Regions from separate parts of the Homo sapiens genome. Here all the other regions are linked to region 1. Evidence: chromatin loops called from intact Hi-C (ENCODE). Cell type or tissue: heart right ventricle. All regions are shown on one strand. Links, peaks and the distances in the headings refer to the core of each region. The heading gives the core; the rest is flanking DNA. Region 1 overlaps ZC3HAV1 (zinc finger CCCH-type containing, antiviral 1). Region 2 overlaps KIAA1549. Region 3 has its middle 16 kb from the start of ZC3HAV1L.

Evidence for each region. A loop is a pair of places that touch in the nucleus more often than their neighbours do. Peaks named below come from ENCODE experiments on the same cell type or tissue, not always from the same donor. Only the 100,000 strongest peaks of a DNase experiment are listed, where the experiment ranks them.
Region 2: it touches region 1 in a loop (4-fold over the local background); 70 of 110 quality-filtered maps call a loop at or near these places.
Region 3: it touches region 1 in a loop (4-fold over the local background); 77 of 110 quality-filtered maps call a loop at or near these places.

What each region holds. Positions count from the first base shown.
Region 1 is chr7:139,069,663-139,079,960 of GRCh38, forward strand. It overlaps ZC3HAV1 (zinc finger CCCH-type containing, antiviral 1), which reads right to left. Exons shown (of 13, transcript NM_020119.4): 4 at 9,808-10,298; 5 at 8,890-8,991; 6 at 6,624-6,747; 7 at 4,194-4,368. Among named protein-coding and RNA genes, the nearest start is that of MIR10399, 31 kb to the left of the region's middle. In heart right ventricle, for the core only: CTCF peaks have their summits at 5,589 (motif pointing left) and 5,798; a DNase peak (open chromatin) is centred at 5,499; H3K27ac peaks cover 398 bases.
Region 2 is chr7:138,886,518-138,896,815 of GRCh38, forward strand. KIAA1549 reads right to left here. Exons shown (of 20, transcript NM_001164665.2): 10 at 7,825-8,009. Among named protein-coding and RNA genes, the nearest start is that of KIAA1549, 90 kb to the right of the region's middle. In heart right ventricle, for the core only: no CTCF peak of the experiment used is centred there; no DNase peak of the experiment used is centred there.
Region 3 is chr7:139,015,204-139,025,501 of GRCh38, forward strand. It overlaps a transcript of ZC3HAV1L not described here. Among named protein-coding and RNA genes, the nearest start is that of ZC3HAV1L, 16 kb to the right of the region's middle. In heart right ventricle, for the core only: no CTCF peak of the experiment used is centred there; no DNase peak of the experiment used is centred there.

The sequences.
Region 1 (10,298 bases), core at 2,603-7,602:
TATGTAGGTATGAGTCCTGGTTAAGTACATCAATTTCCATAAAAGGATATCTATTTTACCTCCCTGAGAGCTCATAATCAAAGCATATGTGCCTACTCTGTTGGCAGAAGTTTCTACTCCTCACGTTCCTCTTAGGGAGGTTCCAACCCACAACTCTTAGTTGCCTGACTTATTCAAAATTCAGTTACAAGAAATAAAAGCTGTGGGGCACTGGCAGAAGGCTTCACAGTCCACTCCTTTCTCTAAATATTCTAGCCTGTACGCTGGCTCAAGGCAGGTCACCAAAGAGCTGCAAACTTGGACCACAATGCATTGATCCATGAAAGAAACCAGGCTGTTCTTGATATGTGGGGTTCAAATCTCCTGGAAACATTATTTTAATTTTACTTGGACTCCCAGCAAGGAAAACATTAAACCCAGGGCCTGATTTTTCCTTATTTTTTTTTTTAATAACTAGAGCCAATTCAATTTATATAATGATGGGTCTTATTAGTATGAGACAGTAAGAGTTCATTCACATCTTCAGTGAACATCCAACAAACCTGTGTCACATTTAATGAATACAACATTCATGTGTTTGCAGATTGAATGTTACATTCTAAAAACTCCACAGTTTTCATGGGAATCCAGAATATAAAAATAAAAATAAATAAAATAAAAACTCTACAGCTAACACAGACTAAATGTCCCAGCGAGAACTTTGTATTAAAAACCTCAGGAGGCCGGGCGCAGTGGCTCACATCTGTAATCCCAGCACTTTGGGAGGCTGAGGCGGGCAGATCACGAGGTCAGGAGATCGAGACCATCCTGGCTAACATGGTGAAACCCCGTCTCTACTAAAAATATAAAAAATTAGCTGGGCGCGGTGGCGGGCGCCTGTAGTCCCAGCTATTTGGGAGGCTGAGGCAGGAGAATGGCGTGAACACGGGAGGCGGGGCTTGCAGTAAGCCGAGATCGCGCCACTGCACTCCAGCCTGGGCGACAGAGCGAGACTCCGTCTCAAAAAAAAAAAAAAAAAAAACCTCAGGAAGGGCTGGGTTGGGTGCGGTGGCTTACACCTGTAATCCCAGCACTTTGGGAGGCAGAGGCAGGCAGATCACCTGAGGTCAGGAGTTCAAGACCAGCCTGGCCAACATGGTGAAACCCCGTCTCAACTAAAAATACAAAAAATTAGCCAGGCATGGTGGTGGATGCCTGTAATCCCAGCTACTGGGGAAGCTGAGGCAGGAGAATTGCTTGAACCTGGGAGGCAGAGGCTGCAGTGAGCCGAGATCACAACATTGCACTCTAGCCTGGGTAACAAGAGCAAAACTCTGTCTCAAAAAAAAAAAAGCTCAGGAAGTTTCTTGATGTTTTATTAGAGAACATGATTGAACTTGTGTAAATTTAAATTTAAATACAGTATCTTTCCCCCAAATAGTTCCTTTTGGTTTCTGAAACCTTTTTTTTTTTTTTTTGGAGTCTTACTCTGTCACCCAGGCTGGAGCGTAGTGGCACAGTCTCGGGTCACTGCAACCCCTACCTCCTTGGTTCAAGCAATTTTCCTGCCTCAGCCTCCCAAGTGGCTGGAATTACAGGTGCACGCCACCAAGCCCAGCTAATTTTCTGTGTGTATTTTTAATAGAGACACAGTTTCACCATGTTGGCCAGGCTGGTTTTGAACTCCTGACCTCAGGTGATCCACACGCCTTGGCCTCCCAAAGTGCTGGGATTACTGACATGAGCCACCACGCCCGGCCTCCTGGAACCTTGATGTAACTAGAATGCAAATGTTTGTTTGCCAACCCTTCCCCTTTATATCTTACTAAAAATTCCAATTATTTGACATAAAAACCATCAAGACCTATAGCTTATTTTTATTTTAACCAAGGCTAATTAATTTGGGTTTATAATTTTATTTCCACAGGCGCCTGACAGAATCGCTTATTTGACATCATCCTTGGCTTGAGCATACAAAGAATCTGTGCAAAGTTTAATATCATAGGTGTTTTCACACACACGGGAGTTTCAGCAGAACTCTGTTCCACAGAGATGCTACATGGGCCACCACAGGAGAGAGAAGAGCAACAAGGAGGGGTCCAGGAGACAGCTCTGAGCCCATATCCTATTCCACCAGGGCAGCCCTGCTCTACTCTAGTTGGCTCGTTTAGAGTCTTTGAAAGATGGTTTGATAAAATGTATCTGCTGCTAAGACAGTTTGGAAACCAATATGCTGCTGAATTCATGGTAGGGCTGTTTGTGGTTGAGGACCTCACCACAGCACACAGGGTTCCCGCCATGTGGCCCACTATAGGAGGTGTTTTTCTCAGGCCTCACTAACATAACAGAGTAGTGCCTCTCCCAAGTATTTTGTTTGCTTTGGCAGTTAGGCAGCTCAGAGCCAAATGTATAGCCCACTGACTCGTAATTATTAGTTCCGTGCAAAAGTAATCAGTTTTTGCCATTAAAAGTAATTACCACCAACCCAAAAGTAATTTTACACCAACCTAAATATGTAGAACCTTACGCTGCCATTCCTTTGTCCCTGCATTATCTTTTTTTTTTTGGAATCTCACTTTTGTCACCCAGACTGGAGTGCAGTGGTGCAATCTCGGCTCACTGCAACCTCTGCCTGCAGGTTCAAGCGATTCTCCTGCCTCAGACTCCTGAGTAGCTGGGATTACAAGCACGCGCCACCACACCCAGCTAATTTTTTGTATTTTTAGTAGAGACAGGGTTTCACCATGTTGGCCGGGCTGGTCTCGAACTCCTGACTTCAGGTGATCCACCCCACCTCGGCCTCCCAAAGTGCTGGGATTACAGGAGTGAGCCACCGCACCCAGCCCATGCATTATTTTTGGCTTCATTTTAATCTCTTGCTTTCATTTTCTGTTTCTCATCACCCTGATTCCATTACCTGCTTAAGGTCTGTTTTCTCTCTCTCTTTAATCCTATGAGTTAAAGGGAGGAAGGGACACTGAGACAGAAGGACAGAGGCTCTGCTCACCTAAACTTCCCTCCCTATTACTATGCCCCCACTATGGGTCAGCCTAGGATCTTCTAGTTCCAGTCCTTTAAGTCCATCTAAATCCAGACTCTGAATGAATAGTAGTGACTATCTGTACCAGATGTGGTTTCACTGCTTGAGTGAATTAACACATTCCCTGGTCTAATTAACCATGCCATCATCCATACAGTCCTTTAAGTTCTCACTCTCACCCTCTTTTCCAGCTCAAAGCAGTAGTCTCTGTACATTTTATGTGTTTATACATAGAAAGCTATCTCAAGGTTCCACCCTCCCCTCTCATGGTGAGGAAAGAGGGAAGTGCAGCTGACATGTCTCAAGCGGTTCCTTAAAAATAATTAATATATGGCCGGGCGCAGTGGCTCACGTCTGTAATCTCAACACTTTGGGAGGCCGAGGTGGGCGGATAACCTGAGGTCAGGAGTTCACGACTAGCCTGTCCAACATGTTGAAACCCCATGTCTACTAAAAATACAAAAATTAGCTGGGTGTGGTGGTGGTGCATGCCTGTAATCCCAGCTACTCGGGAGGCTGAGGCAGGAAGATCGCTTGAACCCAGGAGATGGAGGTTGCAGTGAGCCAAGATAACGCCATTGCACTCCAGCATGGGTGATAAGAGTGAAACTCCATCTCAAAAATAAATAAATAAATAAAAATAAAAATTAATATATACTTTAATGTATGACTGCAATTGGAGTACATGTTTGCTGAAAAAAAATTGAATATAGCTGTGTACAAAGTAAAAAAATACCACTTCCTCTACCACACTCCACGGGTAACCATGTAGGCTTCAAACATTTTATTAATAGTGTTCTTTTTATTTTATTTATTTATTTATTTTGGAGACAGAGTCTCAATCCATCCCCCAGGCTGGAATGCAGTGGCGAAATCTCAGCTCACTACAACCTCCACCTCCCGGGTTCAAGAGATTCTCCTGCCTCAGCCTCCAGAGTAGCGGGGATTATAGGCGCCTGCCACCACGCCTGGCTAATTTTTGTATTTTTAATAGAGATGGGGTTTCACCATGTTGGCCAGGCTGGTCTCGAACTCCTGATCTCAGGTGATCCACCTGCCTCAGCCTCCCAAAGTGCTGGGCTTACAGGCATGAGCCACCGTGCCCAGCCAACAGTGTTCTTTTTAAGTTGACAAGTTTAAACAAGAGCCCCCTACAAGGAGGAACAGTGCTCACCTCTTCTCCATACTGAATCCATGTGCCAGATTCATTCTTCCAATACCAAATCCATTTGGTGGTGAAGACAGAATTGGCTGGCTTGGTGACAGAAGAAGGAGTGGAGAGGCGTCGGATGGGAAAGGAATCACAACTCATTACCCGAAAATTGATTGTATAACTTCCTACAGAACAGCTGAGAGAGAAAAGTATTAAGTTAACATAATGCTTCATTGACCCCTGTTTTCTACAATCTCGTCTTCCCTAATGAGAGCACAGAATTAAACTTTCAGGGCTAAAATAGATCTTCAAGTTTTCTTTCCATGGCTCCAGGTCCTACACATAAAAGAAAAACGGAAACGCAGAGAGGAAAGTGACTCGCCTGCACCACATAATTAATGGTGTTACATAATGTATTCTTCCCTCAGAAAATATCCCAAAATAAAACTGTGCCCACAAAACTCCTGATTGGCTCAATGTTATAAAGTAAGTTAGAAATTCGCATTTGGTCCATTTTTAAAATTATTTATTATTATTTAAATCGTTATCAAAATGTGGAGACCCTTGCAGAAAATTGGCAAGGTTAAAGTGATTTTCATAATAACATTAAACATTATTTGCTTTTTTCACTTTCATTCTCTCAGGAATACACGATGAAATTTTCCAGAGGCTACACAATATATGATTTCACAGCAGGTTGAATAAAGAAGCGGATATGAGAATCTAGTTATCTTCTATTATGCCAGACATTAATTTGCAAAAATATAAAACTCCTCTCAATAAATTTTTTGTTTTGGAAAACAGTTATTTTATAATTATCCATATAAATATTATATATAAATATGTAAATAAATACACACAGTTATATACCTGGGTATGTATATTAAATGGATATACATGAATATGTATATAGTATTAAATATAGTTACATGAAACATGTTCATTATGTTAACATATAGCAAGCTTATTCTTATTTTTAAGTGAATCAAATATATAATTGTTCTCAGTTTTAATTTTTAATATGGTAAATATTGATAGCTATATTCCACACAAACAGAAATTCTTTGGGATCCTGAATACATTTTAAGTGTTGAGGAGTCCTCTGACCAAAAAGTTTGAGAATTGCTGCTCTAAGAAAGACCTCTTAGATCAGTGGTTCTCAATCAGGAACGATTTTGACCTCAGTGGGTATTTTACAACATCTGAAGACATTTTGGGTTAGGACAACCAGTGGGGCTGGTGGGGGGGTGGTGCTTCCTGTCATCTGTGGATTGAGGCTAGGAATAGTGCTAAACAGAATCTGGCCCAAAACGTCAGTAGTGCTGAGGTTGAGAAACCCGGCTCTCCACTTGCCTGGGAGCGGAAATATAGACCTAGCAACCAGAAAGTAGCTCATGTCGCCCTCTAGTGGTAAAAATCCAGCAACACAGAATCTCCACCCTCAAATCACTAAATTCTCATATGATGAAAAGTAATGTAACTTTTCCCCCTTAAGAATTTCCTTATAAAACTGGGATGTTTCTTATATCCCTGCACACCATAGATAAATACGGTCATATGGGTATCACCCATTTCAGCTCTTCCAGAAGGAGAAATGTTTTTACTTATTTATTTTTGAGACAGGGTCTCACTCTGTCACCCAGGCTGGAGTGTGGTAGCACAATCACGGCTCATTGCAGCCTCAACTTCTTGGGCTCCAGTGATCCTCTCACATCAGCCTCCCGAGTAGCGAGTAGCTGGGACCACAGGTGCGTGCTACCATGCCTGGCTAGTTTTTGTATTGTTGGTAGAGACAGGGTTTCATCATGTTGCCCAGGCTGATCTCGAACTCCTGAGCTCAAGTGATCCTCCTGCCTCAGCCTCCCAAAGTGCTAGGATTACAAGCATGAGCAACCACGCTCGGCCAGAAGCAGAAATGTAAGGTACCCTCTTAGATGCCTTGCTAGAGAAAATAGCAAACATAAGGGAGGTATTAAATGCTAAAGTATACAACAAAATTCTACAGTAAAACTATATGAAATTATTCAAACCGTGTTTTTAAATTATGAAGTTAAGCCAAAGGCTCTTTTGTCCTAAATCATTTAGTACTTTTAATAGTTCTGTGATGAACTGATCAGGATACGAGCCGGACACTGAACTGTGTTTTTTTGCAGGACACAGACAACTGTCAACTAAACAAATAATCATGTCACTGTTTGTTTCATTTGAGTTAGCAAACATTCCCAGGATCTCTGGTATTAGCCAGGCTCAGTGTGACCTCAAACCCACCCAGCTGTGGTTTTCCTTCATTAACTCGGCAGGCATTTGCCATTTTTTATCTCAAGAGGTATTTCACACTCGAATGGGATTCTGATGGAAAAGTGTTTTTTTCTTTTTCCCCTGAGCCTAGCACTAATGCTTCCCTTTGATAATGTTGGACTCTTGAAAGCCAGAGTACAGCCACCAACTTACAGGTGGATTCCGGGGTTACAGTAGCCTTTCTCGATCGTCTCCATGTGCTCAAAGTCCGTCCAGGTTTTACCAATAAGCATCTGCCACCGGTAAGGCAGATGGAAGTGGACTTTGCTGCAGCTACCTACAAAGACAAAGAAGGGGTCTGAGGGACTGTTGAGCAGGGATTCTAACCAATTCAGTCAAGTTCACTGCCAGCTTTCCCCATCCATGCCTGCCCTGCCCCCTGCCAGACAGGTTCCATCTATACCAGCTGACACTGCTGTGTGTCCATTATCCAGGTTCCTTCATTACCTTGGAGACTCATCAGAAAACAAAAATTCAGGCAGAGTGTGGTGGCTCACATCTGTAATCCCACCACTCTGGGAGGCCGAAACAGGCGGATCATTTGAGGCCAGGAGTTCACAACCAGCCTAGCCAACATGGTGAAATCCTGTCTCTACTAAAAATACAAAAATTAGCCAGGCATGGTAGTGGGTGCCTGTAATCCCAGCTTCTCGGGAGACTGAGGCAGGAGAATCACTTGAATCTGGGAGGTGGAGGTTGCGGTGAGCCGAGATCACCCCACTGCACTCCAGCCTGGGTGACAGAGTGAAATTCTGTCTCAAAAAAAAAAAAGAAAAAGAAAAGGAAACAAAAATTCCCCACTGCCCCCAAAGTCACTCCACCCAGATAGAAATTCGAGGTAACCAGAAATTTAGTTACCCTTTCTGCACCCCCCCAAGTGTATGAAGCCAAAATGCTCTCCAGCAGAGGCAACAGCCTTTATTTCCTTGAAGCCCTGGCCTACAGTTCATCTCTTCCAGAAAGATTCTCTTAACGAATCTCACTCCATCCCCATCTGACTTGTATTTTTTGCATTCCTTTAGCCAGTACCCAATAGTCAGTTGGGGGTTAATTTTTTATATGTTTTTACTTACTTCACGCAGTTTTCCCATTTGCAAATTTTTTGTTTGTTTTTGTTTTTGTTTTGAGGCAGAATCTCACTCACTCTGTCGCCCAGGCTGGAGTGCAATGGCGCAGTCTTGGCTCACTGCAACCTCCACCTCCCGGGTTCAAGAAATTCTCCTGCCTCAGTCTCCCTAGTAGCTGGGATTACAGGCATGTGCCACCACGCCCAGCTAATTTTTGTATTTTTAGTAGAGATGGGTTGTCACCATGATGGCCAGACTGGTCTTGAACTCCTGGCCTCAAGTGATCCACCTGCCTCAGCCTCCCAAAGTTCTGGGATTACAGGCGTAAGCCACCATGCCTGGCATTTTATGGATGTTTTCATGCCCTACCTTAATTATAAACTTACTAAAGAGAAGGCTGCACTATGGTTTAGCTTACATCCCCCTTACATATTTGGCACAGGGCTAGGCATACAAAAGACAGCCATTGCAGGAATGCCGGCTGAAGAATGAATTGATGTTATAAGCTACAGTACAGGAAGACAGAAGATAGTTCTGTTTTTCAAAATTTGCCTTATATTATGTTTAAATTGTTTTGAAATATTCAAAATGAAGATGTGTGACAACTTCAAAACAAACAAAAAAGACAGGTTTAGACACTGCAGGGACACCCATAGAGTGGCCCTACTTGAGACTTGGCTGACTGAAAAGTACACAACCACTCATTATAGTCCACACCTCACACTTGTTAGAATGGCTGCTATCAAAGACAAACAGTGGCTGGGCACAGTGGCTCATGCCTGTAATCCCAGCACTTTGGAAGGCCGAGGCGGGTGGATCACTTGAGGTCAGGAGTTCAAGACCAGCCTGGCCAACATGCAAAAACTCCGTCTCTACTAAAAATACAAAAATTAGCCGGACGGGGTGGCACACGCCTGTAACCCCAGCTACCTGGGAGGCTGAGGCAGGAGAATCACTTGAACCCAGGGGGCAGAGGTTGCAGTGAGCTGAGATTACACCACTGCACTCCATCCTGGGTGACAGAGTGAGACTCCGTCTCAAAACAAACAAACAAAAAAGGCAAACAAACACACACAAAAAGAACAAGTGTTGGTGAGGATGTGGAGAAATTTGAACGCTTGTGCATTGCTGGTGGGAAAGAAAAATGGTATAGCCACTATGAATAATAGTTCCTCAAAAAAAAAAATTAAACATAGAAGTACTATATGATCCCCCAACTCCACTTCTGGGTATATATCCAAAAGAATTGAAAGCAGGGTTTTCAGAAGGCATTTGCACACCCATGTTCATAGCAGTGTTATTTACAATGGCCAAAAGGTGGAAGCTTACAGAAAAGTCCTTAGGTTACTCACCATTAAGCGGACAACCCTTACACAGATGGTCAAGACAAATTTCCTCTGAGTCATGATCATCCACCCTAGAAGATGTGGTACTTGTGACATCAGATAAAGAATCTATGAAACAAAAAAGGATGCATGTATGCTGATCTTAATGTTTAAACCAAAAATCAAAGCACTTGGTCTCACAATGGGAAAGAATATCTGAAATGGGGGCCATGTTCAAGAAAATTCCTATGATTTATGTTTTGCCCATGAGCATCTAGACAGCCCCTCCATAAAACAAAAATGTGGACCTCAGAGTCCTGTGAAAGCTATGTTTATTTCTTAAATCATAGTTGAAATATTCCTATTGTCAATAAATGTGGCAGTTTATTCCCTGTGGTTCTACTGGTTGGCCCTTCCCTGTCTTCACTAGTCAATCTCCTCACCAGACCACCCCATAACCAAAACCCTCTAACTCTCTACCCTTTAAGAACTGGGGAACATCCAAGGAAAAACCACCAGCCATAGCCACTCTGCTGCAGACTCAAGACACAGAGGCCCCTTTGTCCTTCAGTGACTTACACTGAGCAGAGCCTGTTGTCTTCCTTGTGAGCTCGCTGGCAGAGGAAACAGGAACCTGGGTGCAGTTCTGCCCTTGGGCCCCCCAGACTGCAGCTCTGTTGCTTGAGGAAAGGGCAGCAGGTGACTGAGGCAGAGTGCTGACTTGTGCAGGGGCAGTGGATTCCCCAGGTGTGGTGGGGACCAGGTTCCTCAGACTCTGACTTCCAGTACGTAACATATCTTTTTCTGCCTTGACTGCCATTGTTAAGCCAAAACCAGTGGCACCAGTTTTTTCTACATCAGTAGTTTTATCCACTACTTGACTAGAGCCATTTGGTATATCATGAACAAATGTACTAGCCCAAAGTGTCTTCCCTTTGTATTTACCGTTAACAAGTGCTACTCTTGGGTCAGCATCATCTGCGATTCTGCCAGTGGCCTGGACATCTCGGGAAGCAGGTCCAGCATCCTGAATCCTAGGTGATGATATTTCTCTGTGACCGCTGCTAGTGCTTTTGTAATTTAAGGATCTGGTAGAAGTTATATCTGTGGCCACTCCATCAGCATTATTATTAAAAAGAGGGCCAGGCTGGATGTCCTGAGTTCCACTTTTGCCATTGATGATCCTGTAGTCTGAGGAAAGCAAGCCTGTGCCCTTTCTGGTGGTCACAGCTTCAGGTGTTTGCAGAGAGCCAAGAGAAGAGCGGGCGGCAGGTAGCGTGGGAGAAAACACAGTCTTTCTCCTGGCGCCTTGGTCATTCGTCCAGGATGTGAGGCTCTTCCAGTTGGGGGCTGATGTTGAATTGGAAGCAAGGTAAGTGCTGCCTGGATTTCCATGCAAGAGGTCCTCTTGACTGCCGTTCTCTAAAAACCTCTGG
Region 2 (10,298 bases), core at 3,205-8,204, 180 kb before region 1:
CCTCCTGCCTCAGCTTCCCAAAGCGCTGGGACTACAGACGTGAGCCACTGAGACCGGCCTTAAGATCTTTTATAAGCTGAAATTCTCGGATCAATGGGTAGAAGGAATGTCATCTGCAATAATGATTTATGCCAGCAGAGGGGGACAAAACTTACAGTAAACACAATTTACAAAAATGAAACAAAAGGCAAAAGCTGACTTCCTGTTTTCTGATTAAAGAGCTCCTGTTACAGGAGTACACCACTCCACCACTTCAGCAGTTCATGAGCATAACAGCCCCTCAGCCTTTTGCAAATGACAAACCCAAACCTGTTGTTCCACTGCATGCCCATTATTATTTATTTAAATAAATGTATTTATTATGATTTATTTAAGTAAATGTATTTATTATGATTTTTTTTTGAGATGGAGTCTCACTCTGTTGCCCAGGCTGGAATACAATGGTATGATGTCGGCTTACTGCAACCTCCACCTCCTGGGTTCAAGCAATTCTCCTGCCTCAGCCTCCCAACTAGCTGGGACTACAGGCGTGCACCACCACGTCTGGCTAACTTTTATGTACATATTTTTTTATTACAGATGGGGTTTCACCATGTTGGCCAGGCTGGTCTCAAACTCCTGACCTTAGGTTATCCGCCTGCTTCAGCCTCCCAAAGTGCTGGCATTACAGGCATGAGCCACCACGCCTGGCCTATTTATTATTAAATATTTATTTAAAGTAAATTTATTAAGCACTTGTGTAAATTATTTAAATTAATTATTAAATATTTATTTACATAAAATAAATTCATCATTAGATGTTTCTTTAAACACATGTATTTAAAACGTATTTAAATAAAATGCGTTTATTTTCTCATCTGTGACCCATGGACTAGCACCCTGAGTTTCAACTGGTCTACCCAAACCCCGGGGAGCAGACACACAGTTTTCTAGGAGCAGGCAGCCCTTTTACAGGGATCATTCCAGATGCACACCTCTGTACAAGTCCTCCCTACACTAGTGATTTTCCTGAGAGCTGTCCAGCATGTGCCTGTGGTCCGGGCAGCATGCTGGCTCCCCCTCCCACCTTCCCTTTCCCAAGTCCTCCCACTTTACAGAAGAGAGGCCCGCCTGTCATCCATGCAGCAGCTTCCTGCGGTGCTCTGCCCAGAGATGTAGAAACCTCGGGAACATCAAATAAAATCACAATTCAAAATGCTGGTCTTGGTCAATCAAGGCACAATAAATTTGTGGTATGGTTTGCTTTCTCTCTTAAAGAACTGAGAGAGAAATACAGCCATGAAATAGGACAATTCGTTCCACGTTGGGAAACTGTGAACTTAGATATTCTGTAGAGGAGGTGGCAGCAGCAGCAGCAGCAGCAGTGAGGTTTTTATTTCATAGCTTCCCCTCGACCATCTCCCAGCCATTGAAGAACAGTTCACTCCCGCAGAAGAATACAAGGAGAACAGGGAAGAGGACGGCAGTGAGAAATGCCAAGGGCATTGTCTCATTTCATCCAGGGGACAAACTCATGGCAGGGCTCTGTGCTTTATCTGTCTATGTGACAACTGTAATCTTCAAGATCTGTTCAGCAGCATGTGGGAAACCCAAGGTGCCACAATGCATATGCTTTCCGTGAGCTCACCATCCTCAGGAATGAAAGCCTGGCAGGCACCCTTGTCCACGGGGACTCAGTTGGGGTCTTAACAACATATTTTGTATTAAAAGGAAAAAGGGGTGAAAAGGTCCATGTTTACTTCCGAAAGATCAAAATTACAACTTCAAAAGAACAAATAAGGGAGAGCTGAGTTAATACTGTATACTTTCCCGCACAATTACTCAGACTTGCAGGATACTTTCGTTCACTTCTTTCAAATGATTGATTACTGGATACTGCACATCTGTGTCCAGGTTGCTTGAATGCAAGTCACTTGTTCACTGGTCCATGACCCCTTTCTCTGCTGGTTTATTTGTTGTCCCTGTGTACTTACTGGATTTAGATCAACTACACAGCAACACGTTTGGATTCTACCATAATGTACTTAACAGCAATCATCTATGTGTCTTTTCTAAACCCCACACTTACTAGTCGAATATTTTTTCCTTTTGTTGTAAATTTCCACAAAGATTCAACTGCTCTCTTGAAAGCAAATCATTGATGTATGTATGGGCAGATGAAAAATTAGGCAGGCTAAGAGGTAACCCTCCTGCACATTAAAAAATCCATTCTGTGTGATTAAGATGATTCCTTTCTCAGACTTTGACATGCGGTCCTAATTTATGAAATATATAATTATAAATATTATTTTCATCTTGAAATGAAATACTAATCCATCTATATAATTCTCAAATGTCCATCTGTCAAGCCTTTTTCAGATGCCTGAGAAAATTGATATTGGATGCCACTTATTCACAGCTGATGATAAAAATCCTAACAGGAGCGATTTCCAATTTTATGGGGTTGCTTTTACCCCAGCAGCACTTCATTTAACTACATACAAGGTGCCTCTAAGCGAAAGAAAACAGATATACTAAACAGTCATTTAATCATCACCTCCATCATTTAATAAACCTTGCTGAAATCCTTTTTGGTATACTTCCCATTAAGAAAGTGAATGCCTCTAATGACTGGGCAACTGTTTTGTTTTGTTTTTAACAAATTAGGTGGTTTGCTTTACCAAAACTGGAAAAGGAGCTACAGATGGCCTCCCCTAAGTGGAGGTCTCCAAAGTCAACAACGTAAAAATACAAACAGTATTGCCTCTATAGGGCGGTCTACGTAGCCCAAGCCTAGGCACCTAAATGTCTTCCCTCACGTACACTCAGGGCCCATGTAGGAAAGAAACATGACAGTATTCATGAAAATGCTTCATAAATGCCAAAGTACCCTACAAATGATGCTGACAGCATTATTATTACTGTTGATTGATGAAACATCGAGCAGTTAATATACAGCTAAGAATTCTAAGGCATCAGAGTTATAAATAAGAATTTAGATACAATATTTTGTTAAGTCAACAACAAGATGCGACACAGGGTCCCTCAAGAAATAGCTGATGACCAGATGAATTTCAAAACGCTCAACTGAAGTACCAAACTGACTGGTTTTTTTCTGGGTAACCAAGAAAACGGCACGTGTCATAAATGAAATATACAAGTCCTCTTGGCTTACTGTTGATTCTGACCAAAGTCTTTAAATACATCCATTAGATCCTTGCACTTCTCACAAACTGAGTGAGTCATCACCTTCTATACCAATAGAAATTTGGCAACCAGTCTGTGCGTATTATGCACAAAACAAAAGCCATCTACACACAGAAGGAAAACCTAGAGGGAACACTGCCCCTCCTCCCTTAGATAATTACCTTCTTTTGTCTCATCTCTACTTGCCAGATCACTTTTTCTAGTTTCTCCACTTCTTTTAAAATAGAACCTAGAGTTCAGTCTGGCTGGTATACAATGTCTCCAGCTCCCTCCCACATGCAGCATAGGTTTAATCAGTATTTTATAAAAGAAGAATCAAGATTAATGAGAGTGTTCAATATTCATATTAGGACCGAGTTATTTCTGAAGAAGGATGGCTCTTTTGTTCTTTCTCTCTTTAACATATCACAGAGGGAACAGGCCACAGTGTCTGTGCCCCACCGGAATACGTCACCAACAAGCCCAGGAGACTGACTGGTGGGCAGGTCAGCCAAGTAATGAGAGAGACGCCTGATGAATGTGAACACGTGGGCCATAAATACAGTACAGCCCAGGTGGCACAAAACGCAGTGAAGCCCACAGTATTCGGGTTAGCCTGAGCCCCTGGGAAGGAGTTGAGATGACAATAGAAACACAGAGCAAATCCCAAAAGTGTCTGAACAAAAATTTGCCATCATGTAGCGAGTGCCATTGAAAGCATTTATTACCTGATTGATGTCATTTGTGAAACGTCACCACAACCACCATGCTGCTTCCATTTAGGAAGTGGAGACAAGGCAAAGTTATTGCCATCTGTTTGTCTTCAGTGCAGCCCCACACGGGCACTCCCGTAACCCTGTGGTCCCGGAGTTTGGGAGAGCAGGGCTCCCAGATTCTCCCACCCACAGGTGACACCCGGCACGGTCAGCCAGCTGTGGGTGAACTGAGACCACCTACACGTTAGGTGTGACAGGCGACCTTTGCAGAGAATCAAACAGCAACCATAGGGAATGAGCTGACCTTGGCTGAGATGGAACGATATGCTCACAGAGCCTCTTTTCAATTCACTGTCCATACTGCCTCCCAAAGGGATCGTTCCAAAAGCAAATGTGTTCAAGCTGCTCTCCCTGCTGAAAACCTTTCAATGCTTGCCCACTGCTTACAGCATAATTTGCAATCCCTTCTATGTCCTGAAAACCCCCCAGGGCCTGGCTCTCTGCCACCTGGCTTTCGGCTGTGCCCTTTTTTATGACCTTTGCTCTAGCTTCCTGAGCTGCCCTCCGCTCCCCCACTGGGCCCGCCTTCATCTCCACCGTGAAGCTTCAGCCCTGGTGTCACCTCCTTGAAGAAGGTAGAAGTACCCCACCACTGCAAATGGGGTGCCCCCCTCCTCTGTGTTCTCCAGACATCCTTATACTCCTGGATGTCTGCTTTCGGATGGCTCGTCCTTCTCCCTTGCTAAAGCCCTGGAATGCAGAGATCGCGTGCTATTTGTGTTGGTAACTGAGCCGGATCTGGTGTGGCTCACAGCAAATGCTCAATGTTTGGTGAGTGACACCCAGTGCCTGAGGCAGCTCCAGCCGGTTGCCCAAAGTGCTGCCCTTTAGAAGCAACCAAGGGCAGTCAGGAGCTCTGGTCTGACACCAGTAACGAGGTGTGGACTATCCCCCATCAGAAGGAATAAGTTTCCATGAGGCCAGTGGCATCCAGCCAATGCCATTCATGATGAAGAGGATCCGGGCTGGAGTTTTTTAGGCAACAGTAACAAATGATGACTTGAGTCTACAGATAGAGAATACAGATAAAAGAAAGCATGGGGTTTTCTTCTTTATTACTGAAAATAAGCAAAGGCTGTGCCTCAAAACAAGACAGAATGGCCTCTCCCTCCTATCATATTTCAAAATTAATCTACTCCCAGACAATCTGAAGAGGTTTCCTTCTCGTTACGAGGGGAAGGGGGGTGCAGATTTTAGGTCAGCAGATTTATTGTTTCCAGATGTTTGCAGCTCTGGGATTTGCTGAAGGATTTCCGAGAGTATGGTGAGGCGCATCAGGAGGTGGGGAGAGCAGAACGGAGAGAGAGACAACAGCCACATGAGCAGGAGACAGAGCTCTTGAAGTCATAGGGGAGGGTGACATCTCTGCACATTACCCTGAGGACGAGGCTAGAGGCCCTTTGCTATGGCCACATGACCTTAAAAGAAACACGTATGAACTAAAGACATTTGTTTTTAAACTAAATGAAGAGATCATTTTCCCATTTTAAACACACGACAAAATCTATAGGGTGGGTTCCTGTGCCAGCAAAACACGACTGAGCTTCTGCAACACTGGCAAGGCTTTGCCCTCCTAACAGTGTCAGAAGACAGTTATTCTTTTGGGGAATCCTCCCTGCAGGACCTTTTCTGTAAACCTGTTGTCAGGATGTATGGGCAGGTCTTTGCAGCCCTGAAGGAAAAAGAGCAGCTCTAAGGGCTGGAAGTTCCATCTGAAACTCTGTCCATTTGATTTACAGCCACATCTGGGACTTGAAAATGTTTAGGAAGTAAAAGTGAGAGAAGGAGAAAGCTTGGGGAATATTCCATTTTGACCCCAAGAGACGCTGTGCTCTGATAATTTACTGAAGTTACAGATAATAGATGGACTTCCATGGCAGTGTATACGTTAGGAAATGTGGCCCATAAAAGACCTAAATACATAACCGTCTACACTGGTTAACTCCCTCTGTAACAACACTCTTCAACAGAACAAAAACATTTCCAAACCTATTGTTGATCTTATTACAGTGAAATTCACACTATGAATCATTTAGTATACCCAGCACTTTTTTTCCAGGTTTCCCCATGCCATTCACCAGTATAACAAGAACAACAAAAGAACCTTAGCAGACTGTGTAAATAATAAACAAAGATAGGCAACAAACATAACATTAATGTATAAAATGCTTTTCATGTACTTGATAGCCATAAGCTTGCAATTTAATAAATACTTTGCATTTTTTTGTTAATTCATATGAAAAGACAAATACTCTTTCTTTGCTTTTACAAAAGTAAAATAAATTTTAAAGTAATGCATATTTTTTTTCCATTCGACAGGTCTAGGTTTGTAATATGCAGAATTTTTCATACCCAAGACAACCAAAATAAAGTTTAAAAATAAATAGGGCAATCTTTTATTCTTTGTTTTTTGACTTTTGCTTGTTTTTATCAAGCTTTTAAAGCAGGATGAGTCCTCCAAATCTGGGAGACCCACGGAAAGTGCATGTTAATCCAGCAGACTGTTAGTAACAGTGGACTGACTACCACGTTCCACTCCCTTGGTAAACACGCTGACTGATACTTATGCTGTACTAGTGAGTGCTCCTCTAGGCCTGGCATGTTTTTGCTCACACCAGGTGAGCTCAATGTTGACCAAAAGTCAATGTCTTTGCTCTGAAACCTGATGTGACCCTCGAATACTATGGAAACTGTTGAAACATACGTTGGAAAAGAAAATTGCTATTTCTATAAACACTTAAGTTGAATGCTTTGGAAAGACATAGGAAAGAGGGGTTACTTAAAAAATCTGCTGTCAAATTAGGTGTGAGTGAATTAACTCAAAAGTCTGCAAAATTAGGAGATAGGGAGTGGGGGGAGGTATTAAAAAAATCGAGAGAACTTTGCATTCAGGTAGCTTTGCTCTTCTCTAAGATAGGGAGTGGGGGGAGGTATTAAAAATCGAGAGAACTTTGCATTCAGGTAGCTTTGCTCTTCTCTAAAGAAACCCAAACTGGAACCTGAAACTGACACGTCATGGGTGTTGTTTATTGTAAGAAAGACCAAACACAATTCCTCTCAGTAGACCAACACTCAAAACAAAACAAGACTTGGGATATGTTGAAGGATTGGCAAATAAATGTCCATTCATATATTTTAAGTTAAAATGTTCAAGGTATGTATTGTTCGTTTTTAATGATCAAGGTGGGTAAGTGGGCTTCCAAATAGGGTGAACAGAAAATAAAGCAACTGACCAATGGAGTTGTACACAAAATAGATAAACAGATCTGAGAAAGTCTGCCTTGGCTCCTATCCTCTGAAAATATCCAGGGATAAAATAAATCAGAATTCGGCCTGGTGCGGTGGCTCATGCCTGTAATCCCAGCACTTCGGGAGGCCAAGGCAGGCAGATCTTTTGAGGCCAGGAGTTCGAGACCAGCCTCGCCAACATGGCAAAACCCTGTCTCTACTAAAAATACAAACACTGGCCAGGTGTGGTGGCACACGCCTGTAATCTCAGCTATTCGGAGACCGAGGCAGGAGAATCGCTTGAACCCAGGAGGCGGAGGCTGCAGTGAGCCAAGCTCACGCCACTGCACTCCAGCCTGGGTGACAGAGCCAGACTCTGTCTCAAAAAATACAAAATAAAATCATAGTAGAACCCGGAGGGCATGTCATGGCTAGGCTTTTATACAGTTTCACATTCTTGGACTGTATTTACTACCACAGAAGGAGGGTTTCAGGAAGCAGAAACAAAGGCAAAGTGATACCACTATTAAAGCCAGAAGATTTCCATAATAGCCCTCCCTCTTCCTCATCTTTCAGTATCAAGAGCCCAAACTCATCCTATCCCTGCCCCACAAAACTGCTTATAGGAACACTGGGGGAAGAGGCTGCCCGTTACCTTCTGACGCTGCTGAATGTTGGCCACAGTGTCAGGCTGAAAGTCTAGCTTGTCTGTGCGGCATAGTTTCCAGTAGAGGATGACAACAATCACCATCACCACCAGCACTGGGATGACCACGCCAACAATGACCCACAAGTTGTTGCTCTGGGATTCCGGAGACGGCCTCTTCACCCTGTCGACAGCTGCAGACAAGGAAGAAAGGTCTTTCAATAATTCCTTCTTCACTCATGCACTAGATTGCACGTGTCTTCTATGAGAAACTCAGAAGTCCCTGACATTCCAGCTCAAGATAGCTGGTTCCAGGTTCTAATCTCCTGATGACAGGAAATGTGACCAGCAGAGAAACACAACATACAATGTTACATCTAGAATACATCAGGGATCACAACGACATATGGATATATCCAAAGGTACATGGCTGAATTAATGGCAAAGCTCAGTTAATTCCAGGTCTCCTGATTTCCAGTTTATTCTACTAGCTCACCCGTAACTTATCACTGCAGGATATTTCCACACCAAAACTGGTTCTGCACAACTTTGTACAAAGGCAGTTCTCTTCAAAAGTGGAGAGAAAAACAGCTGTGTCTCCAGAACATAATCCTGCCCGCTCCATCAAGTACCGCAGGACTCACACCCTCCTAGATCACATAAAGCACATGCATCTCAACTAGGAGTTTATGGAAGAAAACCCTTCATCTCTTTCTCCCTTCCCTCACTACTCCAAGTTTCTCATGTTCACAAATGTTTATTAAGTGTGCTGGACACAGTTTGTAAGCTGGGACTCAACCATGAACAAGCGAAATCCCTTGAGGTGCTTAAGTCCTAGTGGGGGAAAGGAGAAATGATCAAGTAAATGAATCACCGAATAATTTCATATTGCACTAGTGCCAAACACAAAGCAAAACAGAGTAAGGAGATACGACATGTGCACCAGTGCAACTGGTCGTTTCCCCTTCAGCAATGAAAAATGACAAAGAGATGCTGATGTTCGTAGCAGCGCTATTCACGACAGCCTAAAAGATGAAAAGAACTCAAATGCCCATCCACAGATGAATGAATGAACAAAATGTAGTATAGCCATACAATGGAATATCATTCAGCTTTAAAAGGGAAGGAAATTCTATACATGCTGCTGCACAGATGAACCTTGAAAACATCATGATAATGGAACAAGCCAGTCACAAAAGGACAAAATGTATGATTCTACCTACATGAGGTATCTAGAAAAAAACTCATAGAAAGCTTCTGCTTGGAATGATGAAGAAATTCTGGAAATGGATAGTGGTGATGGTTACACAGCCTTGTGAACGTACTGAATGCCACTGAAGTATACATTTAAAAGTGTTAAATTGGTACATTTCTTGATGTATATTTTACTGCAATAAAAAAAGAAGGAAGATGATCCTTATGTTTTCCAAAATGAAGCTTCACTGTGTTAATTTGGAAACTGAAGTCCTAATAAGCGTCCCATAGGCACTGCCTTCATTGCCCCACCTGTGTCTCTCCCTAAACCTTTGAAACATGACTCATCGAAACGGCATTATTTAAGCTACCAGTTGTCCACTTTTACACGAAGCATATCTTACTCATTTTGGATCCACCACTCCCCACCCTGCTGCCACACCCACCCCACCCGGCCCCCACTTCTCTTTCACGGCATAGGACAGTTGCACTTCAACTCCTCGGCCACTTCATGTCCTTCACTAGCTCTTTGTTTTGCACATGGTGCCTTACTGCTCATTTAAAATGCTTCCTGTTATATAAATGGATAATCCGTGAAGTGCTACGCTTCTGCACTCATTCATCCGGTCTTGACGCCAAATCTTGTCTTTTCAAAAACATCTTAGTTTTCATGGGCAGGGACTAAGTCTTATGCTCCTTTCATACCCTATGATGGTTAACACCTGCTATGGGATCAAAAGGTATCTGCTCAAAGACGTAATAACAAAAAGGGTTCTTGGTGCTGGTTTAACTTTGGGTTTAGACACCTAAGGGAGTGGCAAGGGAGGGAGCAAGCATTCTAAATCAAATGCACCAGGGAAAAAAGCACAGATTAGAGCACAGGCTGCATGGGATGTGGTAAAAAGCAACAAAGTGAAAAACTTGTGTTTTTTAATTTGGGCTGAATATAGTTAATATATGTAGCTCATTTTGCATAAAAGCAACGGACAATATAGAAGTACGGACAGAATCAAACTGAGAAGCTGAGACAACTGGACACTCTTCTTAGTTCTTTTGTGGGTGTGGTTGTTTTTTTTTTTTCTTTTTGAGATAGGGTCTCACTCTATCACTCAGGCTAGAATGTGGTGGCACAATCAAGCTCACTTGCAGCCGCGACCTCCTGGGCTCAGGTGATCCTCCTGCCTCAGACCCCCCAAGTAACTGGGACCACAGGCATGCCCCACCATGCCCAGCTAGCTTATTATTATTATTATTTGTAGAGATGGGGTCTTGCTATGTTTCCCAGGCTG
Region 3 (10,298 bases), core at 5,299-10,298, 52 kb before region 1:
CGGCAGTGGCTGGCGCACATGGAGGTTCAGGACAAGATGGAAGAGAATGCTTATCACAAAGCTGGTGACAGAGCAGGGGCTGGGGAGGGGCCGCTGCACAGGTCCATGATGAAGTCTTTTTGATGTTGAACCATTGGCATTCAGCAGTGATGAAGAAGACGGTGTCTCAAGAAGCTCTGGATCTTGACCCGCCATCTGCCAGCGTCCCTGCCCTACTTTCTTACTCAGAAATGGAAACATAAGCCCTATAGTGAGCCATAATATGGGATCAATGCCACCTCTTCCATGTGGGTGGCATTGACCGTCCCTCATATTATGGTTCCTTATAGGACTCTGTTCTTTATAGGACATCCTGCAGTGATTTAAAGGTGGCTCATGCCTGTAATTCCAGCACTTTGGGAGGCCGAGACGGGCAGATCATGAGGTCAGGAGATCAAGACCATCCTGGCTAACACGGTGAAACCTCGTCTCTACTAAAAACACAAAAAATTAGCCGGGTGTGGTGGCGTGCGCCTGTAATCCCAGCTACTCGGGAGGCTGAGGCAGGAGAATTGCTTGAACCTGGGAGGTTTCAACCCGCCACTGCATTCCAACCTAGGCAACAGAGTAAGACTCTATCTCAAAAAAAAAAAAAGCATCTATTTCTTCATTATCTCATTATCCTCATCACATGAATAAGTAATATCCATTCCCACAGGAGGTGGATGGCATCTTTCCTGAGAAGTGGGCACTAGAAAATAGATCAGCCATGCAGTGGACTCTTAGGATGGGATCATCCCCAGCAGGGCATTGGAGGCATTGGAGGCATTGATTTCAACAAGGTAAGGCCAAGTTGGATTGACGCATACCAGGAAAAGGACATGATTTCTGTTTATGTTTTGAGCATCTTCTCTTTTGAATGGTTTTCCTGCTAAAAATAACACATGCTCATTGCAGAAAATCTAGAAGGTTCAGAAGGGTGTGAAGAGACACCCCATCCAGAAATAAACACTGTTAATATTTTTCCTATTCAATTATTATTTGAAGTCATATTGAAGATATGATTTATTTTGGTTTTCTTTGCCCCATTTAAAAATATCCTAAGAGGCTGGGTGCAGTGGCTCATGCCTGTAATCCCAGCACTTTGGGAGGCTGAGGCGGGTGGATCACCTGAGGTCAGGAGTTCAAGACCAGCCTGGCCAACATGGTGAAACCCCGTCTCTACTAAAAATACAAAAATTAGCCAGGCCTGGTGGTGCGTGCTTGTTGTCCCAGCTACTCGGGAGGCTGAGGCGGGAGAATCGCTTGAACCTGAGAGGTGGAGGTTGTGGTGAGCTGAGATCACACCATTGCACTCTAGCCTGGAGAACAAGAGCGAAACTCCATCTCAAAAACAAAAAAAGCATTCTTTTTTTTTTTTTGAGACGGAGTCTTGCTCTATTGCCTGGAGTGCAGCGGCGCAATCTCGGCTCACTGCAACATCCACCTCCCGGGTTCAAGCAATTCCCCTGCCTCAGCCTCCCGAGTAGCTGGGACTACAGGTGCACACCACCACGCTCGGCTAATTCTTTGTATTTTAGTAGAGACGAGGTTTCAGCATCTTGGCCAGGAGATTGGTCTCAATCTCTTGACCTTGGATCTGCCCACCTCAGCCTCCCAAAGTGCTGGGATTACAGGCGTGAGCCATCACGCCTGGCCAAAAACAAAAAAGAAAATCTAAGAGTGTTTAGAAAACCCCTACTTCTTTTTTAAAGTAAGAATGGGAAAAGTGTGTATGAAGATGTTGGCATGCCAAAGCAATGAAACGGCATAGGCATTTGTCATTGTAAATCCTCATGTGTTGAGTAAGTTCACCTCCTCTGAAGTGGAGCCCATCTCCCACTACAGAAGCTGGAAATTCCAGAGACTTTCTCATCTTTCCTCGCAGCTGGGGCAGAGTGACATGATATAGATTCTACCCCTCAATGCTGTACGCCACAATGCTGTACCCCAAACAGCCTCACTTTGAAATCAGAAGCTGATAATCCAGAGAAACAAAGACTGTACAGAATCATTTGGACACTGGGTGGCAGCAGTTCAGCTTTCAGGATGTAACATCCCTGTTGCTGGCAATGCTGCCTGCAGCATCCCGTTGGGTGTCTTAATGGACTGGTTCTTAAGCACAACTTGGTTCCAGCAGCACGGCCTCCGAGCTTTCCTCTACTGCTCTTCAGAGTCTATAAGCCACCCAATATTCTTTTAACAAATTCCTTGACTTGCTTAAACCAGAATTGCTTTCTACAGCCTGCAACTACAACCATTGACCGAGAAAGTATATGATTGGCATGTTTAGCCCTATTTCTGTTACTTTGTTTTGGATGCTCCATTTTGTTGTTGTTGTTGTTTGCTTGCTTATTCTTTTTGTGATTTATTAGACAAATTGTATTTGATTTTCTATAATCATTTAGGCAGTGGCACCCTGTTTTTAATTGTCCTTAAGGTCATCAAGTATATTCTGAAACACATTATTTCTAGTTATCGGAGCTAAATGAACATTTAAAAAATTCTTCTCTGGCTGGGCATGGTAGCTCATGCCTGTAATCCCAGCACTTTGGGAGGCTGAGGCAGACGGATCACTTGAGGTCAGGAGTTCAAGGCCAGCCTGGCCAACATGGAAAAACCCCATCTCTACTAAAAATAAAAAAATTAACTGAGTGTGGTGGCACATGCCTGTAATCCCAGCTACCAGGGAAACGAAGGCACAAGAATCTCTTGAACCCGGGAGGTGGAGGTTGCAGTGAGCCATGATCGTGCCATTGCACTCCAGCCTGGGTGACAGAACGAGACTCTGTCTCAAGAAAAAAAAAAAAAAATTAAACATCAAATCAAATAAAAATTATTCCCTAAATACAATGAAAAAATGAAAATGAAAAATGAGTTTCTCCCTGGGAAGGCAGAGGCTGCAGTGAGCCAAGATCGTGCCACTGCACTCCAGCCTGGGTGACAGAGCGAGACTGCATCTCAAAAAAAAAAAAAAGAGCTTTTCCTTTTCCAACACACCACACACACACACACACACACACACACACACACACACACACACCACTTCCCAGGCTTTGCTAATTCAGTCAGGGATTATAAATGTTTGCCACAGTGCATCAGCTCACCTCTTCAACTCTGCTTCAAAGGAAGTCTGCATTACTGCAGAAACGAGGCAGCACAAAGAATGCCTCAGCTGTGCCCCATACTGTCCCAGGAACCCCCCTCCGTCCTGGGCATACGGGGATAGTTGGTCACCCTGGCCTAAGCCATACCCCAGTCTGAAGGATTGTCGGCTCTGCCCCTCACCCATGCTGTTCTTAAATTAGGAGCTTAGTGCTGGTCTGGGTCCCTCTGGCCAGAAACCAGAACTCTGTGCTGTCTTGGTTGACCTCTGTTGTCAACACATTGGCAATGTTTGCCGCTTTTTGGTTGAGACAATAAAAGTTTACCATCAGAAATTCTACAGCAACCTTAAAGGGAACTCTGCCTCCCCAAGGCAGCAGCACAAGAAAGGCCACCTGCCTGAGCTTCCTCCTTGGTGACTGCATTATGTTGAAAATATTCACTGTCCCTTCCTGAGGACGTATTATTGTCCTTGTCAATTGACATTAAACTTGGTCATGTAACCTGCAGTGCCCCTCCATGTAAGATTACACATCCCCACCCTGTCGAACACAGGGTAGCCATACAACTTTCTTTGGCCAATGCAGTGAGAATAGAAGTTGAAGAGCCAGCTGTAGTCTTCCCCTGGCAGGACACCAGCACTGGTCCCAGTGGGGGATGCTCAACCTGCGTCTTAAGTGAAAATGACATGGAACAAAGCTGAAATTGACTATAATGAACACAAGTAAGAAATAAATCTTTGTTGTTGTAAGCCACGAGACTTGGGAGTTGCTCATTGCTGCAAATAACCTAACCTATCTTGACCTTTACACTCTGTGTGAGCCCTTATTGTCCCTGTATCTTTGACTTAGAAAGGCGTGGACAATCAGGGGACTCTTTTGAGTCTTAAGTGGAGAAGACAGAGAGAATGGCAGGCTATACTGTCAGAGGAGCTGTGATGGGGACTCTCCTCTAGTCTCCATTACCCAAACAAGTAACAGAACAATCCACTCATGTTTTCTGGTTTGTTTTCATGAACCTGTAGAAAAGTTTGAGCCAAAGGAAGGTTTTATCTGAGGCTTTTCCAAGTTTATCTTTTTTTTTTTTTTTTTTTTTTTTTTGAGACGGAGTCTCACTGTCTCCCAGGCTGGAGTGTAGTGGAGCGATCTCGGCTCACTGCAAGCTCCGCCCCCCTGGTTCACGCCATTCTCCTGCCTCAGCCTCCCGAGTAGCTGGGACTACAGGCTCCTGCCACCACGCCAGGCTAATTTTTGTTTGTTGTTATTTTTAGTAGAGACGGGGTTTCACCGTGTTCGCCAGGATGGTCTCGATCTCCTGACCTCATGATCCGCCCGCCTCGGCCTCCCAAAGTGCTGGGATTACAGGCGTGAGCCACCGCGCCCAGTCCCCAAGTTTATCTTCAAAGTAGGTAGAGTCAACTCAAGTTAGCAGACATTCATTCCTTCATTAAACTGAGAGCTTGCTATATATGCCAGACGAGGCAGCATCTCTTCTGAGTAAACTGAAAATGTATCTAGGAGATAAATATCTGGAGTGAGCACCTATGAGGCACCATGAGAATAAAATATTACTTTTAGAAGGCTAATGTGTGATCAGTTCACCAAAAAAAAGTGACAATGCAAACACAAATCCAAAAGGAAATCTCAGTAAAGACAAAACATCAGAAAATGTACATAATTTAATCATGTTATTGTATAATAAACATTAAATTATAGCTGTGGTTGGGTAAGTCAAAATCAATACTAATGTATTTTTCTAAATATCTGTCCAGAAGAACCCCTTAGGAAACAAAATATATTCTGTGCCTTTCCTGGGAATGTGCTTTCTAACACAGGCTATCGAGTGTACTGAGAGAGGCAATTCCTATGCTGACGATGAGTGTAATATGGTGCAGCTATTCTGGAAGAGAGTTTTGAAATTCTTTTTGAGTCTTTATCCTATTCCTATCTTCTGGCACAGTATAATCGCATCTAAAAAATTGTTCTAAAAAATAATCAGAAATTGGCTGGGCGTGGTGGTGCACACCTGTAATCCCAGCACTTTGGGAGGCTAAGGCAGGCGGACCACCTGCGGTCAGGAGTTTGAGACCATCCTGACTAACATGGTGAAACTGTCTCTACTAAATACAAAAAATTAGCTGGGTGTGGTGGTGCATGCCGTAATCCCAGCTACTCGGGAGGCTGAGGCAGGAGAATCGCTTAAACCCGGGAGGTGGAGGTTGCAGTGAGCCAAGATTGCAGCAGTACACTCCAGCCTCGGCGACAAGAGCAAAACTCCAACTCAAAAAAAAAAAAATCAGAAATTCAGACAAAGATTTTTGTACCATTAATGTTACAAACAATAAATATCCAACGATAGAACTATTATTAAATAATACTTTAAAAATATAATGAAACCATCATGTGTAATTGTAAATACTTTCAATTACAAAGGGAAATGCTTACACAATAATATCAATCCCAAATGGCATAAAATTGTCTGTATAGCATACCTTCGATATTTAAGGAAATATGCATAAAAAAGACTGAAAAAAGCCTGGGCCTGGCAGCTCACACCTGCAGCCCCAGCACTTTGGGAAGCCAGGACTCCACCTCGGAGGCAGGTGGATTGCTTAAGTCCTGGAATTTAAGACCAGCCTGGGCAACATGACAAAACCCTGTCTCCCCAAAAAAAAAAAAAAAAAAAAAAAAATTAGCTGGGCGCGATGGCCCATGCATGCATGCAGTCCCAGCTACTCAGGAGGCTGAAGTGAGATGATCACTTGAGCCCAGGACGCAGAGGCTGCAGAGGCTGCAGTGAGCTGTGATTGCACCACTGCACTCCATCCTGGGTGACACAGAGAAACCCTGTCTCAAGAAAAAAAAAAGAAAGAAAGAAAAAAATACAGTATTAAGAGCGATTATACAGTGGTATTATGAGATGATTAATATGACCTCCTTCATACATTCCTGTACTCTCCAAAATTTCCACAATGATATATTTTCAAAAAATAATTTTGGGAAAATATTCCTAAATAATAACAGGGTAATTAAAAATACAATAATACATTATTTTTTAAATAAAAATGGCATTACAAACCAATTTACAAAAGCTCCAGACAGTATTTAGAAAAAGATTTATAGTTTGGCCATATGCCAGTAAAAATAAAAAGGAAATTACTACACACACACATAAAATATAAATGAATTTTATTTATGAATGTATAGATGTACAGCAAATAGGAAAGATAATACATTAAAAGAACATATACTATAACCAGGTAGAGTTTTATCTCAGGAATTTAAGGATGTTTTAATATTACAAAAACCCTTATTATAATCATATTAGGCAATTTAAGTGATAAAAATTTGATTGTATCAAAAGACACCAATTCCTTTTATCAAGCTTTTAGCTTCCAACAAACAAGAATAGAAGATGTTATTTCTGTTATCCTAACAAAGAACATTTGTTTAAAACCAACAATTAACTTCATATGTAATGAAAAAATATCAAAAAAACTTATTACAATTTTATGAAACACAAAAACAAAATAGAAATACCTATGATTTTATATTTAGAAAGAGCAAACAGGCCATCTAAAACTGTTAGAACAAAGAAAATCACCAAAAGATACATATTTTAAAAGTTAATAGCTTTCTAATAATAGAGATTCCCATGCTGACAGCAACATAGATATAAAACAGCCAAGAAAGAATTAATTAAGGTATATATAAAACCTAGACAAAAAGAAGAACCAAGTATAATGAAAAAAATCAAGAAACATGACAATAATGGAGACTAAATCCCTCGATGGAAAGAATTATAATCATAAATGTAAGCCTTAAAGAGTTAACTTTAGATGTAGACAAGTCAAACTGAAGCACTAAAAACATGTTGACCTTATATAACACATTCCTTAGGGGGAAAAAAAGATTTTTTAATATTGGAAAAAATATGGTTAGGCATAGTGGCTCATGCCTGTAATCCCAGCACATTCAGAGGCCAAGGCGGGAGGACTGCTTGAGCTTAGGAGTTCAAGACCAGCCTGGGCAACATAGTGAGACCTTGTCTCTACTAAAAACCTAAAAAGATTAGCTGAGTATGGTGGCATGCACCTATAGTCCCGGCTACTAGGGAAGCTGAGGCAAGAGGATGGCTTGAGCCTGAGAAATCAAGGCTGCAGGGAGCTGTAATTGTGCCCTGCACTCCAGCCTGGGCAACAGAGTGAGACCCTGTCTCAAAAAAACGTCGGAGAAGGAGGAAAAACAATGAAGACCAATATGCTACTGATTCACATGGATTCAAATACAAAGTATAATCCATTATATGGCAAAAAATATGTCTTCACTACCAAGTGTTACAATTACCAAGAATAAATAATGTTTTGCTCAGAGCTAGTGAGTAAAAAAACACAGCATTGCACACAGCATTGCAACATAAAGTAAGTGCTATGTTAGGCCTGTAAGAATGCTACAAGAGTCACCTCTTTTGGAGTCAAGAAAGGCCAACCTGGCGTTTTGAAGAATCCAATTTTGCTAGGTTGTGAGGTAGGAAGAAGGAATGGCACTTATAAAAGAGGGAACATCAGGCTGAGTGCAGTGGCTCACGCCTATAATACTAACACTTTGGGAGGGCGAGGTGGGTGGATCACTTGAGGTGAGGAGTTCAAGACCAGCCTGGCCAACATGGTGAAACCCCATCTCTACTAAAAATACAAAAATTAGCCAGGCATGGTGGTACATGCCTATAATCCCAGCTACTCGGGAGGCTGAGGCAGGAGAATCACTTGAACCTGGGAGACGGAGGTTGCAGTGAGCTGAGATCATGCCACTGTACTCCAGCCTGGGCGACAGAGACTCCATCTCAAAGGAAAAAAGAAAAAAAAAAAAAAAAAAAACAGGGAATATCATTTACAGAGAATCACAAGACAAAATAGCACATTCCAGAAATTCCAAGTAGGTCAAGTACATACAATGTTGGTCTGCATTTTAAAAACTCGACTAAAGTCAATATTCAATCAGAACATTTCTCATAACAATCTGAATTTCTGGCTTCTTTTTAAAAAACTGGGCACTATGACAAAGTGGGCCCACATTCCCACGTGGATACAAGAGGCAGGCGTCCCTTTTAGATGGGACAGTTTGCCACAGCACTTCTCCCTTCTCCCACTGCTCTTGCATCCAGTTCACTTCATCCATTTAACTCACCTTTCTAGTCCCTGCAGGCGTTTTGAGTTTACAAATACCACCCTACATGATGAGGACCAAGGAAGGTTTCAGCAGGAAAAAAGCCATATGATTAGCTTTGTTTTCAAAATGTCAGGCAGCCAGATGGAAGGCAGGAGAAGTGAAGAGTGGTAAGGAGACCAGTGAAATCCACAAACGCTTATTCTATTAAAGATTAAAACAGGGCTACCATCACTGCAGTGGGAACAGGGCACCTTTTACCAAAAACTCCCATAACAGATGACTTGAAAACCACTGAGTTTATGCATCTGTAGGATATATGCAGGAAGATGATGAGGGTTTGAAACAAGGCAGTATGTACAGGGTGGAAAGAAAGGGGCAGAGAAGGATAAATATTTGAAAGGTTTTTGAGGGGAAGAAACTCTCCAACACTGGGTAACCAATTTGACAAAGGGAACAAGGAGAAAAAAAAGTATAGGACAATTTACAGCTTTTTGTCTATGTCATTAGGTAGATAGTGGTGACATTCAAAAATAAGGAAATAAAAGCAGGAACAAGACTAAAGGAAAATTCATAATTCAATTTAGAATACATTGAATTTGTAGAGTCTACAGACATGCGACTTGACATCAAAAACCCCGATAAATTACCAAAGAAAACTCTTTTCCAACTATAATGCGATAACTTTCTAACAGCTTAATCATGAGTGAAAATCAGAGAAAGGCATGGTTATATAAAATATTTTACAGAATGAATACCAACAAAACTAAGATTAAAGTAGACTATTATAGAATTGAATAAAATACTGCAACAAAGATGACAGAGGACCAATAACATCACATATAAAAGCATAATGATAAGATATAAAAACAGAACATAAACAAGTAAAGGTCCAGCAAGTCTCTCAATGTAAAGGAAATGCATTTATACCCTACACTGTTTCCATTAAAGATTTAAGATAGCTTACTACAAAAATATACATAGTAAAATGGTAAGTGTAAATAATAGTAATAATTAAATGTAAAAATTTTTTTAATTATCACCAGGAGAAATCTGGACTAGAAAAAAAGAAACAAAATATGCAGAGCATAAGGGCTTTCAGAAATATCGTTGACAATGAAAGTAAAAAGCTCAACACAAGTGGCATGACTCTTATTATCCATTAGGAGAAAACACAGCCATTTCTCACTTTAAAAAGGACATTTTTGCTTTTTCCCTCAATTGAAAAGATAGCATTTCATGATAAAAATTTCTCTACATTAATTTAGCTTTATGAAAACTTATTACATTGTCTCTGTTTCTCAAATGTTATGTTACTGCAGGACAGTTGAATTTAAAAACAACAACAACACTTTACACAGTGACATTTGAGGATGACTACAATAAACAGAACAAAAAAATTAATTGCATAAAGCTGCTTCTTGTGGTACCCCTTGATGAAAATAAACCACAAAATACTGAAATGTAACTCAATGAACACAGCTGGGTAGGTGGAGAGCAGGGAGGAAGGGAGAAGGGAGAAAGGGGAAAGGGAACATGAAGTGGGTGAGGTATACAGACTTCTGATGGTCCATCCTGAGCCACAGGAAGAATGGATACAATTTAAAGGAGTGGATATACTGCTCATCCTTCAAACTATTGTGACTGGGCTTTGGTAAAAGCTCAGCAAGAAATGAAGAGTAGACAGAGTCTCACACCTGTAATCCCAGCAGTTTGGGAGGCCGAGGCAGGCAGATCACCTGAGGTCAGGAGTTTGAGACCAGCCTGGCCAACATGGTGAAACCCCGTCTCTACTAAAAATACATAATTAACTGGGCGTGGTGGCTCATGCCTGTAACCTCAGCTACTTGGGAGGCTGAGGCAGGAGAACCACTTGAACCCAGGAGGCGGAGGTTATGGTGAGATGAGATCGCGCCATTGCACTCCGGCCTGGGCAACAAGAGTGAAACTCTGTCTCCAAAAAAAAAAAAAAGAGTAGACAGAGTGAGGTAGAAGTCTCTGGAGAGAACC